Regions from separate parts of the Homo sapiens genome. Here region 1 is linked to region 2. The links are chromatin loops, found by intact Hi-C in ENCODE. Cell type or tissue: Calu3. All regions are shown on one strand.

Region 1 (8,000 bases), 600 kb before region 2:
CCAGCTGTCTCCTCACCTCAGCCCAGCTGTCCCCCACCTCAGCCCAGCTGTCCCCACCCCAGTCCAGCTGTCCCCCACCTCAGCCCAGCTGTCCCCACCCTGGTCCAGCTGTCCCCCACCTCAGCCCAGCTGTCCCCACCCCAGTCCAGCTGTCCCCTCACCTCAGCCCAGCTGTCCCCACCCCAGTCCAGCTGTCCCCCACCTCAGCCCAGCTGTCCCCTCACCTCAGCCCAGCTGTCCCCACCTCGGCCCAGCTGTCCCCACCTCGGCCCAGCTGTCCCCCACCTCAGCCCAGCTATCTCCCCGGCTTTATCCAACTACTCTCTCAGTATAAGCCTAGATGCTCCTGAACATGAGTCACAGTGTCCTCCCATAGGAACCTGGAGCCCGGCGGCTTCCCCACATGAGCTTTGCCATTCTCTCACATCCACCCACCTGTTCCTCCATCAGTTCAGGGGTTTCCTGTGCCCGCCAGCTCTTCCCTTTGTTATGCCAGTGGCCCTGCTCTTGCCCCAGACCAGGCATTCCCGCCCCTTTGCTCAGCTGCTCTCCGCCAGCAGCCGAGCTCATCCTCCTCAGGTCAGCCTCAGCGCTGCCTTCCACATCTCCGCAGCTCTTCTCCCATCACATCAGTCACGCTGTCTCCGTCGCCAGAGCTTCTCCCCTTACGTGGGTGCACTCATTCTCTTTTCTGGGCACCCTCTCAGTGAAAAGACTTTATTGGGTTCCCCCGGCAGCTTCTCTGGCATTGCTAGAGAGTGACCCCTGCTCCACCCCTACTTTCCTCAACATGGGGCCAGGGTCCTGGGTTGTGGTGTCTAATCCTAGAGTCATACCTGGCTCTTCCCTGAGAGGGACAGGGTACGGGGAGGAAGCAGCCAAGACTGGAAGGAGAAAGGAGGGTTCAGGCATCCCTGTCCCCTGAAGACAGGAGGGACCCCAGCATTGTCCCCAGTCCTTCTCGAAGCTGGGGGCAGGGTGTACCTGGTATGACCCCATTCCCAGAGCAGCAGGAGGGAGCCCAGGCATTCCACAGTCACCCAACTCCAGATAGGAGAGGTGCCCCCCAACATCGCCTGCCCGATCGCCACGGGAGCAACTCCTGGAATCATCTTCTCCACCCTCATCGGAACCCCCAGAGGAGAAAAGACAGATCCTGATTCAATATGCAAATTCAAGCAGATGGCGGAGCTGGGTGATGGACGGGCTGTCAGGAGAGCACGTCACCATGAGACATGTGTCTGTGTGATTAGTGTGGGGACACTGTGTGGGGGAGGGGCCTGGGGCTGTGTCGCTGCCTCTGGGGAGTCTGATGGGGAGTGTGGGAGAAGGGTGGACGAGGAAATGGGGTGACTTTCCACCACGGGCCAGTCAGGACCTCTCTGTGGCCAGCTCACCAGGCCTGTCCTGGCCCCTCTCAGCCAGGATGTTAATTCCACCAGGTCAGGGCTGGAACAGGAGGGGATGCATTAGTATAATCTGCACCTGTATCTCTGCTCTTGCCATCGGCCAAACAATAAAAGACACAATATTTACACAACTTACCGGGGGAAGCAATATTGGGCCATTGATTTTGTGTCCCTCGGATTTTCATGGTCTAAACCTTAATGGTTTTTAATCATAAAATATTAGTGCTGCAGGGCACTTAGCACTGGCACCTTGCTGGTGAGGGATGGCCTCCTCCCCTTCACGGCTCCAAGGGGAGCACCCCTTGGAGGAGGGGCCGATATCGCCCTGCACACACACCCAGGGCAGCAGAGCCTCCCACGTGCCTGGTGTGGAATTGGCCCAGGCCTGGGCACAGCGTGGGAGCCCCTGGAGGACAGAGCATCCTACCAGTCAGTCCCCCTAGTTCTAGAGGCAACCAGCTCCTCAAAACTGATCTGCCTTCATTAAGATTTCTTAAAAATAAAAGCTTCTGCCTTTGTTTCTCTCACTCAGATACACTTTTCACCCCATCTCTGCTTGAGGACCCCACCCCCCTGTCCTGTCTCCTAAGTGGGGTGCTGCACAAGGATCAGACCAGCTCCTATTCATTTCTGTATCTTTGGTGCCTGGCACAGTGCCTGGAACAGCATTGGTGCTCAGTATTGGTTGAATGAATGAGTAGATGTGTTAGACTCTAAAGGCAGGTTTCAAAAAGGAATTTTCCATTGACTCATTCATTCATTCAACAAATATTTATTGATCACCTACTATGTGCCTGATCTCAGAGATGAATCAGACCCAGGTCCTGCCCCCACTATACTAGATGCTGTACAGGGGACATCCCATATGCTAGGGCCTGGTGGGAGCTCAGGGAGGGGATCCTGGAGGATGAGATAGAAAGGGCTTTTCAGCAGGGAATCTGAGCCTCCTGAATGAAGCTCAGCCTCCTCAGGGGACCACTTTGAAAGCCCAAACTTGTGAGATGTAGAGATATGAACAGATCGCATGTCTAAGCCCTCTCTCATCCCAACCAGGGAGGGCTTCCTGGAAGGGGCTTCCTTGAAGAATAAGGTTTGGATGTTGTGAGTGTGTTTGTGGGAGCAGGAAGTCCTGCTGGCTCTCTGGGAGAGGCTGATTCCTCTGGTGCAGAGGAAGACATGGGTGGGAGGTGATTGTTGCTGTTGTTTATTTGTACCAAAAATGAACACATTGCATACCCCACCCAGCTTCCCCCATCCCCAGCGCCTACGGGGAAGTCAATAGCAATGGATTACACAGCGAGGGGAAGGCTGAGAGCACAATTGGAAGAAAGATAAAGATAATTAAAACTAATTCCAACTGTTCCCAGAGAAATCAATTTCATAACTTCAGTGTGTCCCTAAGCTTGTTTCTGAGGCTCTGCAGCACTGAGCACAGGGCATGTGTTTGAGTGTGTGATGTGCAGACACTGGTATGTGTATACACGGGTGCCTGTAATGCATGCGTGCATGTATGTGGCTTCATGCACATGTGTGCATGTTTGTATGTACATATGCATACTTTGTGTATGTTGGGGGGACACACAGGTGTGTTGGGCAGCAATTCCTCTAGGTCTCCATGTGGTACCAGCTTATGGCCTCACCTTTGATTCTGGAGGAGGAGGGGTGGAAAGGGTAAGAGAGTTAGGGTGGCTGGGTAGGGTTAGGTTACCCTCCCCTATACCAAGGCCTTAGACACCACCTGTCTAGTCCAACTCCCCCTTATACACATGGGGAGACTGAGGCCCGGAGAGGGGAGGCTTGCCATGGGTCACGCAGCAGGTGAGATGCAGCAATGGAACGAGAATGCTAGTCTCCTGGGTTTCCTCTACTCTAAGGACTTGCTGGCCACTGGGACAAGGACAGCCAGGGGTGGAAGGAGTGGTAGATCTGATTTTATATGGCTGGGAAGCTCCCGTGTGAATAACCCCTTAATTATCTAATTTCTTCATTCTTCTAACATAGGCTGAGCACCTGCTATGTGTTAGCCCTGTGGGTTCTCTAGCTTGTCTAGGGGACTGGGGGTTGTCATAGCTGGCTCTGAGAGAGGTTGGTTCCTCTGGGGGAGAGGGCTGCTTGGCTGTGGTGACTGGTGGATGGTGGCCTCTCCTAGTCCCTTATGGGTAAGTCTCTGAAGCAGTGCTCAGGACAGGGCCCCGTCTAAGAAGCATGGGCTGCCAAATGGCCTTCCCTGGCTGAGGATGGTTCTGTTGGCATTGCTGTCACGGCTGGTGACTTCTCACAGGGACCTCATGGTTTGCCTCTCAGGGACTTCCTGGTGTAGCCAGGAGTCCTGCCCATGCCCCCCAGCCCCTTGGTGAGTGTGCCTTGGGCAGCGTCTGATATGTCCCTGAGTTTCCCAGGACCTGGCACAGACCCCAACACACAGTAGGTCCTCCCCCAGCACAGGACTGGCAAACGAATTAGCGAACCTTTGAGGACTGAAGTGATCCCCTCCAGAAAACCAAGCCAGGAAGTTTATCACTCTAAATGAACGGTTCCCTCTACCTACCTGTGCCTGTGTCCTCGACTTTTAAATGGGGCACTATTATCCACATGGCAGCTTCAGTGAGTGTGAGACGTGGTGGCACATCACTTCGTTTCCCCTTCTTACAGGCCCTGAGCTTTCCCGTTCATTTTCCCTTCTTATAGCGACTTCATTTTCCTTTCTAACAGGCCCTGAGCTTCCGTGAAGAGGGTCACTCCATGAGCAAGGAGCCAGGGAACAGCTCATGGCCATACAGCTTCCTGGAAGTAGGGGGTGGGTGAGGTGACGCTCCCAGCGCCTCCAGGCAAGGTGTTTGGGCACTCCATCCTTGGTCCAGCCTTCCATGGTGGGCCTTGGGGGTGGGGATCCTAGAGGGCTCCTGGGCAGCGCATCGGTTCCTGAGGTGCCCCGGATGACCTCTAGATGGCAGCATTGGCGAGCGGGAGCCAGATAGGAGCTGATGGGGGTGGGCTGGGCCTGTGGGCTAAGACTGCAGCTCCTGTCCTTAAGCCCCCACCTTGTCCCATGGTCTGAGAGCAGAACGTGGGTGGGGGTGGGGTGAGGGAAGAAGGCACCTTGGGAATTCCTGGACTGGGGAGTCAGGCTGGTCCTTTCTCTTCCTGAGATGGTCCTTCTGAGAGCTGGATTTCCAGCTGTTGAATCTGGAAGTCAGCAGCTGGGCAGGACACTGTGGCTGGAACCTCTTCTCTTAAAGACCCTCACACCCTAAGGAGTGGGACCTCCAGGGGTGTGGGCATGAGGGTTTCTTTGGCAGCAGGGCAGTGGACAACCATGCGGCTAGGATGCCCAGCAGCCCCAGTGTGAGGAAACCACTTTCTGCTCTGTTCTACCCTTCTCAGCATCCCCTCCTCTCTCTCCCTTTCCCCAGGAAGCCGGAGAGGAACAGATGGGAACTGTCAGCAACTCGTTAGGGTTACAGATGGGGTGCTGGGGTCGGGGAGGGAGGAGGGGAGTTGGAGGGGGCAGAGTTCTTGGCCAGGTCCCTGTGGAATCCCAGGCAGGGCCCGCTGTGGGAGGGCACTCTAGTCTTTCCTCTCAATTCCTTTCCAACCTGGGGAGAGGCCTGGGAGAAATCCCAGGCTCTCCTGGCGGCTGCATCTGGTAGTAATCTGAAGGTGAGATGGGAGTTCAGGGGCTGAGAAGCTTGCAGGCATCCTTTGTTTTTTCCAGGGCCTGGCCTGCTGGTGCGGGCTAGATGGCAGTGCTCCTCCTCACTGCTGTCATTCCAGGGCAGCTCTCAACTTCCCTGGGAGGCTAGGGATAGATTTGATATAGGGTGGGAACTTACAGCACCCCCAGATCACAAGGGAGAGGGGACTGAAGACCATCTTTGGTCTGCAGGTGCTCTGGGGAGGAAACAGTGGGTGAGTGTAGACTGTGGGGCCCTGAGCCACCTGCCATGGCCTCAGGTGCTGCGGCAGGCAGCTGTTTATAGAAGGAGGATATTTGGGATAGGTCACTGAGCCTTGACTGCCCAGCTAGCCTCTGGTGTCTTGGCCACAAAACACTGAAGCAGCTGCACGGTGCAGTGCCTCAGTGCTGCAGTGCTGCAGTGACAGAGGAGGCCTGAGTGCGGGTGTCTGGTCTGCTACCAACTCCCGGTGACCTTCACCAACTCATTTTCCCTCTCTAAGCCTTAATTTCACCATCTGGTAAATAATAATAATAATAACAATAATAATAATGGCTCCCTTCCATTGAACACTTACACAAGATACAACATTTTGTGTGGATTATCTTATTTAATGCTCACAACCCCCCTATGGAGAAATGAAGACTCAAAGGGGGTGAGTGACTTGGCCAAGGTCACACACCAAGGGGCAAGAGATCAGACCCAGCACTGCCCGAAGTCAAGGCCTCGCTCCTCCCCTGTCCTTTCCATAGGGCTGTCTGCTCTTTCTCTGGTGGGTGGGGGCAGAGGGCTGACACACATTTCCTTTTTTTTTTTTTTTTTTGAGACGAAGTTTTGCTCTTGTTGCCCAGGCTGGAGCGCAATGGCACGATCTCGGCTCACTGCAACTTCTGCCTCCTGGGTTCAAGCGATTCTTCTGCCTCAGCCTCCCGAGTAGCTGGGATGACAGGCAGGCGCCACCACGCCCGGCTAATTTTGTATTTTAAGTAGAGACAGGGTTTCTCCATGTTGGTCAGGCCGGTCTTGAACTCCTGACCTCAGATGATCTGCCTGCTTTGGCCTCCCAAAGTGCTGGGAATACAGGTGTGAGCCACTGCGCCTGGCCCCGAAACTCCTATCCTAACGTCTCTCCAGGAGGCTTAGGAGTGGGTGAGTGGAAGAGTGGTTATCGTAGAATTCTAGATTTAGCCAATAAAAATCCAGGATGCCTAGTTAAATTTGAATGCCAAACAACAAGTTTATAAGTGTGTTCCATGCAATAGTTAAGACATACCCATACTAAAGAATTACATATTGTTTATTGGCAACCCTGGCCAGTAGAATGCATTGCACTGTGCGTTTACTAATTTCCAGGAATTGTTCTGGAGATTGGGAGATGAGGGCTGGGTGGAAGAGAGCAGAGATGTGTATGGGTCACACCCAAGCTTTGCCACTCACTGCTAGGGCTGCCTCTTCGGGCTCAGTTCCTTCATCTGTCAAATGGGAAGAAGGACCGTCTCCTCTGCCCTCCTAAGGGATGATATAAGTATCCAACACCCAGTTAGTTGTGAGTGTCTTTGAATAATCCAGACAGCCTTGCCAAGATGAGCCCTGGTCTGGTTACTGGTGGGTGCCAGCCTGAACCCAGCCTTGTCTCCACCTCCTAAGCACCCACTGGTGAGCCTCCTTGCCCACCATCACCCCCAGCTCCACAGAGGCCCACGCGGCAGGCTGGTGTCCATGAAGGATTCTCACTTACGATTCACAGGAAATCAGTAATCACTTAAACCTCCTGTGTGTGGGGGAGCCCTGGTCAGTGATAGGCCTGAGCGGCCTGTGTTTTCAGCCCAGTGCCACCATCGTCCAGCTGGAGAAGCCCCTCACTTCTTAGGGCCTCAGTTTCCTCAACTGTGGTGTGGGAGAAAAGGATGGACATCTCCGAGTTCATTGTGAGAGTCCAGAGAGATGGCAGACAGTAGACACTCAGAACACGCTGGCTCTGCCCTGTCCCCAGCTTTATCTCGTGGCCAGGGACTCAGATCACATAACCAACAGTCAGGCCCAACTCACTTGTCACCTTCATCTGCTGCAGACGGATGATAGGGTGGATAATCCGTATTTTGTAGTGGTCTTGGCTGAGGCTTGTCTGCTGGGGTAAGTGATGGGGACACTCATATGTGCTCTCATAAATACCTGGGCACAGATCCACATGCATTCAGCCCACACACGAGATACACACACCCACACAGACAGGAGGCTCCTCTAACACATCTCCTCTCGACCCTCGCCTGACTGAGCTTCGCCTTTTCTCTGTGAAACACACAGCCTGATGTCCATCCCACGCAGACCTTGCCATCCACAAAGCTGCTCTCTAATGAACTAGCCTGCGGGCCTCTGCTCCCTCAGGCTGAGTTACAGGCTTACAAAGAGTCAGTTGTATTTGTTTCCAGATTGGTTTATGCCACTAGCCCTTGTTATTGAAATTCTACAATTTAATTAAATAATAAGTACTCCACAATACTGTGAGCACACAAAAAGTTGTTGTTTCTATAAAATGAAATTGAAGTCTCTAGAAAGACTCTATAAAGGTGAATTGCTTAAAAAATTGCTGTCAAATTAGGTGTGGATAAGCAACTCTAAGATAAGATTGGGAACAAAATTGTGAAGACCTAGAAGATGTGGCACTCATATCACTTTACAAGAGTCTTCTTACCTTCTTGCTCCACTTTAGAGAAATTGAAATAGGAAATTGAGAATGAAGTGTGGGTTTGGTTTACCCAAGAAAGAGGACACAGCTCCAATCATTAGAACCACAGGCAAACCAAAGACTTTGTCCTGCTTTAGAGAAAATTCAAAAGGCAAAAAACGTATATGCTTTTTGAAATAAAATGTTGATGTTGTGTATTTTTTTTTTTTGGATATGGAGTCTCACTCT
Region 2 (8,000 bases):
AGGGAAAAGTCATGCCCAAGATCACACAGCTGGTAAGCAGCAAAGCCAAGGCTCATACCCAGATGTCACAATTGCCCACGCATGCTCTTTCTATTATCCTGTTTCTCTTCCTTCCAACAATACAAAAGCATCGCTGATAGCCAGAAAGTAATAACCACATTTACATGATTTCCCAGTCTACATACTGCAACGGATATCAAATTGTTCTTAAGTGATATGTTATTAAATAAGATCAGAGAATATAAAAATGGATTTCTGAAGGATGATAAATAAAAGTACACCACATTTATTCATTTGTCTTTTAGACACCAGCTTACTGGGCGGGCATCTGATATGCCTCAGGCTGGGTGTGGGTTCTAGAGGGATGAATGCATAGGAGGTGGTCTCTAGCCTCACCAAGCTTATAGTCTAGGGGTGAGGGGAACAGAAGAAAAAGCTCACATGCACACACACCACACATGCACATACAGACAATTGCAAATGGTGCTGAGCAGATCAGCGCTGTGAAGAAATAGGTGAGGGGTCCAGCAGAAAATCACAGGGCCAATTTATGTTTGTACGGTCACAGAAGGCTTCTCTGAGGAGGTGATATAAAAACTGAGACCTGAAGGATGGGAAAAGGCCGACTATACAATAAAGTGAGGAGAGGTGATTCAAGCAGAAGGAATCAAACTTGGATTTCTTATCATAAACAACAAAGTCAAAATATTTTAGAATTAATAGAAGCCTATTATTTCAGAGAGAGAAAAGCTATTTTATTTTCTCCCCTAATTGCTCTGCTTCTTGGAGATGGTGCTTATTGTTCAGCCTTTTTGTGTTGTTTGTCTGTATTTTTGTGCTGTTTCCTCCATTTGTGGCTGAGAAGGGCCTTTTCAGAGATTTGTAGAAGACTTCATTTCTCTTCCCAACCCCAAAATGATGGTGAGTGGAGTTGTTACACACACAGGCTCCATCTCTTCTTAACTGTGGGAGCTTGGGGAAGGCATTTCTTCTGTGAGCCTCAGTTTCTTCATCTGTATATATTGAGGATAACAAAAGCACACTATCAGAGAGCTGTGGTGTGGCTTAATTGAAATCATGTGTGTGAAGAACTTAGCACAGTGGAATTGGAACTTTGGAATTGTTCAATAAATGTTAGCCATTTGTTATGACTGTAAGCTACATGTATTCAGATTAAACTACCTTGTTTTATAAAAGTGTTGATGACATTTTCTTGCAACTTTCTTTCCATGCACATTGCAGCAAGAGCAGATCAGATCCCTTTGCGATTGTGACTGGGAGCCTGTGCTAAGAACTAGATGAGTCCTGGTAGGTGGAGCAGACTTAGGTGGGGTATGGGGAGGGCCTAATACCTGGGGCCAGAAATGAGATCTTATAAACTGGGGCCGGTATCCCTCAGGACAGAATCCCAGGGAAGGTGTCAGCCTTGGGAGAGATTACAGAATAAGGCAGAAGGAAGAATTCAAGAGAGGGAGGCCAGAGACAGGCTGGCAGAAGCCACAATTGCTGAGTTGGGCTTCTCAGGACTCTAGCACAAACAAGTAGAGACCAGAAGATTCTAGCCATTAGTGGGAAATCTAAACAGGGCCTTATTCTGGACCAGGGTGTGTGCCAAGGGGCCTGGGAGGCTGGGGACTGGCAGGCAGGGGGGCCCTCTGAGGGTAGTATTTCTACACATCAAAGAATTTCATCAGAACTTTTCCTGGTCTACCCACCTGGAAGGCTTTTCCATCTGTATCTGAAGAAACAATCATATCTGACAAGCAGACTTGGGAATCATCCAGAAGATCCCCAAAGACATTCACTTGGTCAGACGTGTTTTGATCTTCTCTCCCCATTGAATGATGCTTGGATTTTATCTTCTCTCTCCCTCTGGCTCCCCAGTTTGGTCCATAGCATCTCTCAGGACATGCCTGGGACCCACCCTAACTGCCTCCCAATATTTTGCCTCTTGGACCACGGACCAGACTCTAGGACTGCCAAAAGCATTGGCAGTTACCATCCCTCCTTCTCTGGCAGTACCCACATCCAGGCTGAAATGCTCCAAGTCCAACTCATTTGAGCTGCTCTCTCGAAGCCAAATGCAAGAAAGGCTTTTTTCATTAACTAGCTGGCCTGATTAGCATTTATTAGGGCTCCCCGCAGCAACTCTCTTAGCCTCCTCCTCCATATACTTACTAACCCCTGAGGCATCTCCACCAAGCTCTAGAGCTCCTTGGAACACCATTTGAGAATTGTTGCTTTGATCTAATGTTGTCACTCTACCTTTAGGGAAACTAAGTCCTACAGTCATGGTCTCAGCCTTAGCACAGTCTAGACCTCGTGTTTAAACCTGGCTCAAGGTTCGCACATGATAAGAACAGAAGACCAACTAGGGAGGCCTCCATTTTCATGCAGGGCTGCTCACCTTCTTTCTGCCTCTGCCTCCCCAAATCCCAAAGCTAGATTCCCTCATGGCCCTGCCTGCAGACCAACTAGCAGACAGGTCAATTCTGCAGTGAGATTCCAGATTCAGCCTTAGCATATCAGCTGGGAGACTTAACAATGAGTCACCGTACTGGTTGATCCTCACTTCCCCCCAGACCAACTCTGTTTCCTTTTCTAATCTGCTCCATGACCCGGGAATTTAACCTCACTGCTGGGTTCAGCCAATGGGAGTCATCAGCAGGGCAGAAGGAGAGGTTGGGTCATTTATTCTCTGCCCCCTTCTTGCTTTGGCACCATGTTTCTGGCAGTAGCTATACCCCTCTGTGGCTAACAGCTCTCCCCAGACCTCCTCCCTGGCTCCAGCTCTTACTGGGCCCTTTTTCTTTTTGATCCTCAGAGGAGTAGCAGCTCTCTGCTGCTGTGACTCTCGGGGTGATCATTTGTTGATTCCTGTTATTCTGCCTACACCTCTATAAGCAGTCCCTCCATCTACCTTTCTTCATTTGAATCACCTGGTGGGTATTCTGTTTCTTGCCAGGCATTGAATGATACAATCACTTTCCTCAGACTCAAGGTTCAATGTCCCAGCCGTGGTGGCTTACCTTAAGCTGTGTGTCTAAGCCTCATGCTGCACTCCCAGAGATAAGATTCTCTACAGGAACTTGGGCCTGCGTGTGTTTGACATATAGGCTCCCCTGCCCTGTCTCTGGTAGCCCTGTCACTTCCCAGCCCTGGCCTTGTCCTGATGAGAGGCTTTGCCTGGTCTCCAGCCTGTACTCTGGCCTCTCCTCATGTTGTCAAGGCCAGAGCCAGCCTCATGTCCTTGTGTTCTGGCCTCCATGCTGGCCTTGGCTCAGACATACTCCCTCTTGTGTACTTTCCATACCCTTTGATGACCCTGCCCATGGACTCTTCAACCAGTGCCCCAGGGCATGTCCAAGGTATTCCCTCTGGCTATCTTGGCTTTCTGCCCTTCCCAAGGATTCTGGGCCATGCTCAGTGACCAGAGGTGCATCTGCCTGAGGTCTTTCTTATCTCTCCAGCACACTCTGGGGCAGGGCTCTGGCTAGGCTTCCCCCAGCCTGTGTCACTCCCTGACTCACTCACTTAGCAGAGAGTCTCTGAGCATCTCCTGTGTACCAGGCCCAGCCTTATGTGGCACACAGGGTTCCTAAGTCCATCAGACCTGGCCCCCTGCCCTCAGAAAGCTCACAGTCTAGAGGGGAAAGGTCTAAAGGCACATCATTACCTTGGAGAATGACAAGCACCCTAAGGTCCAATGGGAGGAGGCTGGAGAGTGCTAAAGCTCGTCTGGAAAGTTTACAGAAAGCTTCCTTAGGGAGGTGATGTCTCTGCTGAGGCTCAAAGATCTGGTGGATAAGAGTGGCCTGGACTAGAGTGGGCACAGTTGTAGGTGGCAGATGAAATGCTCCAGAAGTGGCTAACAAGAGGCTATTGGTGACATGTCTGCCCTTGAGGGCAGGGTAGGAGAGCTAATCAAGGTGGCTGTCAGGTCATTTAGGTGGGTGGATGGGAGAGGTGCCAGCCTCTGAGAATAGGATCACAGAAGGAGGAGTGGATGTGGGGAGCAGCTAGGGGTGGGAGCAGCTATGGGTGGGCGCAGCAATGGTGAACTCAGTTCTGAAGTGCCTTGGGAATGTTCCTGGAGGGACTTGGGACACAGGGAGAGAGCTGGGAGTCAAAACCTCCATGTGAAAGCTAAAGCAGGGAATAAGAAGTGCTGCTGAGAGAGGAAGAAAGGCTGAGCACAGAGCTGATGGACACCAACATTTAAGAAAGAAGGTTTTGGAAAGAATGAGAAGGGGTGGTAAGAGAAGTGAGAGGGAAAACAGGAGAGGTTGCTGTATGGAAACCAAGGGAAGAAGGGTCTCAGGAGGGGGCAGTCAGCATGGGAGGGTGACTGGCACAGAGGGCTCGTGCAATATGGAATCACAATGGCAAGATCCTGGCTCCTCCACTTGCCGTGTGTATAACCTTGGACGGCAGTTCAAGTGGGAGACTCAGTTCCCACTACGTAAAAGCAAACAACAGTGGTGCCTTTTGGGGTGGTTCCATTCACATGAGCATGTTGTGAAGCATCTAGCACAGTGCATGCCACACTTAACATGTTCAACAGATAGTAGCTACGCCTCTGAGCATTAATTCACTCAGAGAACACTCAGGTGCACGCATGAAATGATCCTTCCTACAGAAGATGCTGAAACAAGATGAGGTCTAGTCTCAAAAAGAAAATTACATCAATCACTGAATCCATGGGAACAAGTGCCAAGTGGCATAAAAAGGAACCAGAGAGTGGCTGCAAGCGTCCTCAGGAGGCAAAAACCCTGCTGTCGCCATAGTTTGGGCTTGGAAAGCTGCAGACACGGAACTTGCCGTGGAGGAGAGACCCATGAGCCAGGACTGGAAGAACATCCAGGAGGAGGGAACAGCCTGAGCAAAGGCCCAGAGGGAGGAACTTGCACCTTCATAAGAGACTCTTGGGGCTCCCTGCTGCCCTCTGGTGCCAGGCTCAAGGGTAAATGGCTCCTTGTCTGGGCGACAAATTCACAACAGCAGCAGCTTCCAGCCCTGCACTCCACGTCACCAACAGGGGGATGTGATCATTAGGTGATTATATTTTCAAGGCCCAAATTGTTTTATTTGTTTCCCTGCCAGCTTTCATGAGGCCATCAGTCATTCCCCACACAGATAACATTTCTTATGTACATTGACAGAATAAATTACATGGTTCTCATCCGGCAAATCCACATTACAGGGGAACGTTATCTTTTGCAAAACGCTGCCCGGGCACATCATAAATCCTAACCAGGTTTATTACATCTGTCTTGTCATAGATTCATTTTATTGAGAAGTGGGCTTTTTTTTCCAGATTAATAATCACATTAATAGATGAGATTCTTTTTAGAGGATTCTTTTATTGGAGAAACCAAAGGAAGAATTTCATGGCTGCAGAGCATGGCCACACTAGTGGCTGGTGCTGTAAGACTGTCCTTGTCATGCTGACAATATCCTCCAGGATTGGGAACTGGGAACTCCTGACTCACCAGGGACTTTGGGCCAGCTCATGATCCCTTCTTTGCCTCTTATTTCAGAGCTCTTTCCAAAGAACAAATCCAGAAGCTTCCAAGATGGGATCAAAGATGTATTGGGATATTAAACCAATCAAATTAATATTTAATGAGTAACTAGCATGTGTGCAACTGACAAATCAATGAAGGAAAGAACGTTAACCCACTTGGAACAAGAAGAGAAGAATTCAGCACAGAGTCCTCAGAATTGGGCTTCCTTCCTGCCTGCCCCCCTTCAGTAGGTGGCTCAAGCGCCTGAGGTAGGTAGCCTGCTAGCTCTGAGATTCTTTCTCCTCTTTTTGTTAAGTGAGAAGATTGGTCTAGATTAGGGGTTGGAAAACTATGGCTGAAGGATAAAAACAAGCCCATCACCTGTTTTAGTAAATGAGATTTTATTGGAACATAGCCTCTCCCATTTGTGTATTGTCTATGGCTGATTTTGCACAATGGCAGAGCTGAATAGCTACAACAGAGACCTTCTAGCCTGCACAGCCTGAAATGTTTACTCTCTGGCTCTCTACAGAAGAAGTTTGCTGGCCTCTGGTCTAAATAAACTTCAGGTGGACACAGATCCCACAATTTGCAGCCAAGTTGTGGGATCTGTGCTGAAGTGCTTTAACATTGATTTGAGTCCATTGTGCTAAATGCTTTTCTTGCATCATCTTATTTAATTCTGGTTCTATTCTACAAATAAGGAAACTGAGGCTTTAAGTGATCCAGTGACTCTTCTAAAATCACCAAGAGGCAGAGGCAGAGTCAAGCTAGGAATTCAGGCCTGTCCAGTGCCAAAATCCCTTCTTTCCTTTCCAGGAAATGGCCAGGGTACCATGGAGATGTTAATTAGTGAGAATTGGGGAGACAGGAGGAAACTTCCTAGGGGACCTCAAATTTGGCACTTAAGATGTGGAAGTGTGGAGAGAAAGGGGGAGGAACTCCCGGCAGTGGGAGCCCAGGAGAAGAGGAGGGGGCTGTTATGCATCACAGGGCTGGGCCCTGGTGTAGCAGTGAGAGAATGACTTCCACCTGCGGGCTGCCATGATGGGCATGGCCTCATTTAAGGCTTACAGATGAACTCTAAGGTGGGTACTTCTACAGTCTCCACTCAACAGATATAGGAAAGAAGCCCAGAGAGGTAACCGCCAGCCCAAAGTCACACAGTGGGTGAGTAGTATTTCTTCTTCACTTATGTGGTTTTGGCAAGTTCTTTGCACCGTATCAGGCAGTCTCACCTGGAGTAAGAGAGAGAGCTGGTGGGACAATTTTGGGATAAAAAAAAAAAAAAAGTAAGATCACTTCAGCCATGGGGCAGGTGGCATCAGAGTGGCAGAACCCAAGGGGAAGGCAAAACTCAGAAGCCAATTGGAGGTTGTTAAGTTGGCTGAGTGCACCTGTCTGGGAATCATCTCTCGGACCTCTTCTCTGTTCAAATCAGGGAAGACTTTGTGTCTGAAAAAGGGTGCTTCTCCCCTGCAATAGAAAGAGCTGGGGACCTGGACCCACCCATGCCTCTTGCCTGACCCCCAGTCTGCTCCACTTCTCCACTGTGACTTCTCACAGACGGCCCTAGCATCCCCACTATGGCACAGTCCTCATCTTCCCCCCAAAGCCTGTTCCTCACGTTAGTAAAATACAGCCCCAGCTTCCCAGATGCTCAGAAAGAAAACTTTAGCCATCCCTGACTTATTTTTCTCACACTTAATATCCAATCCACTAGTAAACGCTGTTGGCTTTTCTTTCAAAATATAAATAGTATCTTATCAATTCTCCCCACTTCTGCTGCTACCGACTGGGCCCAAGACCACCATTATCTCTTGCACCAACTGGTCTGCCCACCTTGGCCCTGCTGTCCTACTCAGCCAGAGAGGTCCACTTAACAGGCAGCTTCTTGGCTCAAAACCCTCCAATTCCTCATTTTTCACTAGCCTAAAGCCCACATCCACATAATGACCAGAAAGGCCTCGCACACTCAGGCTGCAGTTACCCTCTGACTCAAGGCCTCTCTTCTCCCCTCCATCACTCTGCTCAGCCACATCACCCCCTGCCCACACAGTGCCCACCTCCCACCTTGCTGCACACCCCCAGGATAAACCCTCTCCTTGCTGCCTTCATGAATACTGTCCATGAGTTGCGCAGCCCGGCAACTCCATGCCTCTGGATGCTTGTACTAGCTGTTCCCTTCTCCTCAGATGCCCTTCCACAAGATATCCGTGGGCTGGATCCCTCAGCCCCTTCACAGTTTCACTCAGAAGTCATTCTCAGTGAGCCCTTCCTACCGGTTTATGCAAAATTCCAACCTCCACATCACCCTCTGCCTTCCCAGTCTGCTGCATTACTTTCCTCTATCATTCACCTCCATCAGGCTGTTTGTTTATTGCTCATTGGCTCTCCACTAGAATGTAAGCTCCACCAGGGCAGGGGTCTTATCTGTTTTATTCACTGCTAAATCTTGAGTACCTAGAATAAGTCCTGGCATATATATAATAA

Evidence for each region. Peaks named below come from ENCODE experiments on the same cell type or tissue, not always from the same donor. Only the 100,000 strongest peaks of a DNase experiment are listed, where the experiment ranks them.
Region 1: it touches region 2 in a loop (5-fold over the local background); 7 of 110 quality-filtered maps call a loop at or near these places.

The regions. Positions count from the first base shown.
Region 1 is chr1:36,571,894-36,579,893 of GRCh38, forward strand. No RefSeq gene overlaps it. Among named protein-coding and RNA genes, the nearest start is that of CSF3R, 93 kb to the left of the region's middle. RefSeq lists a silencer at 315-609. In Calu3, a CTCF peak has its summit at 4,381 (motif pointing right); a DNase peak (open chromatin) is centred at 4,358.
Region 2 is chr1:37,172,508-37,180,507 of GRCh38, forward strand. No RefSeq gene overlaps it. Among named protein-coding and RNA genes, the nearest start is that of MIR4255, 15 kb to the left of the region's middle. RefSeq lists an enhancer at 1,248-1,417 and a cis regulatory region at 1,333. In Calu3, no CTCF peak of the experiment used is centred here; a DNase peak (open chromatin) is centred at 4,954.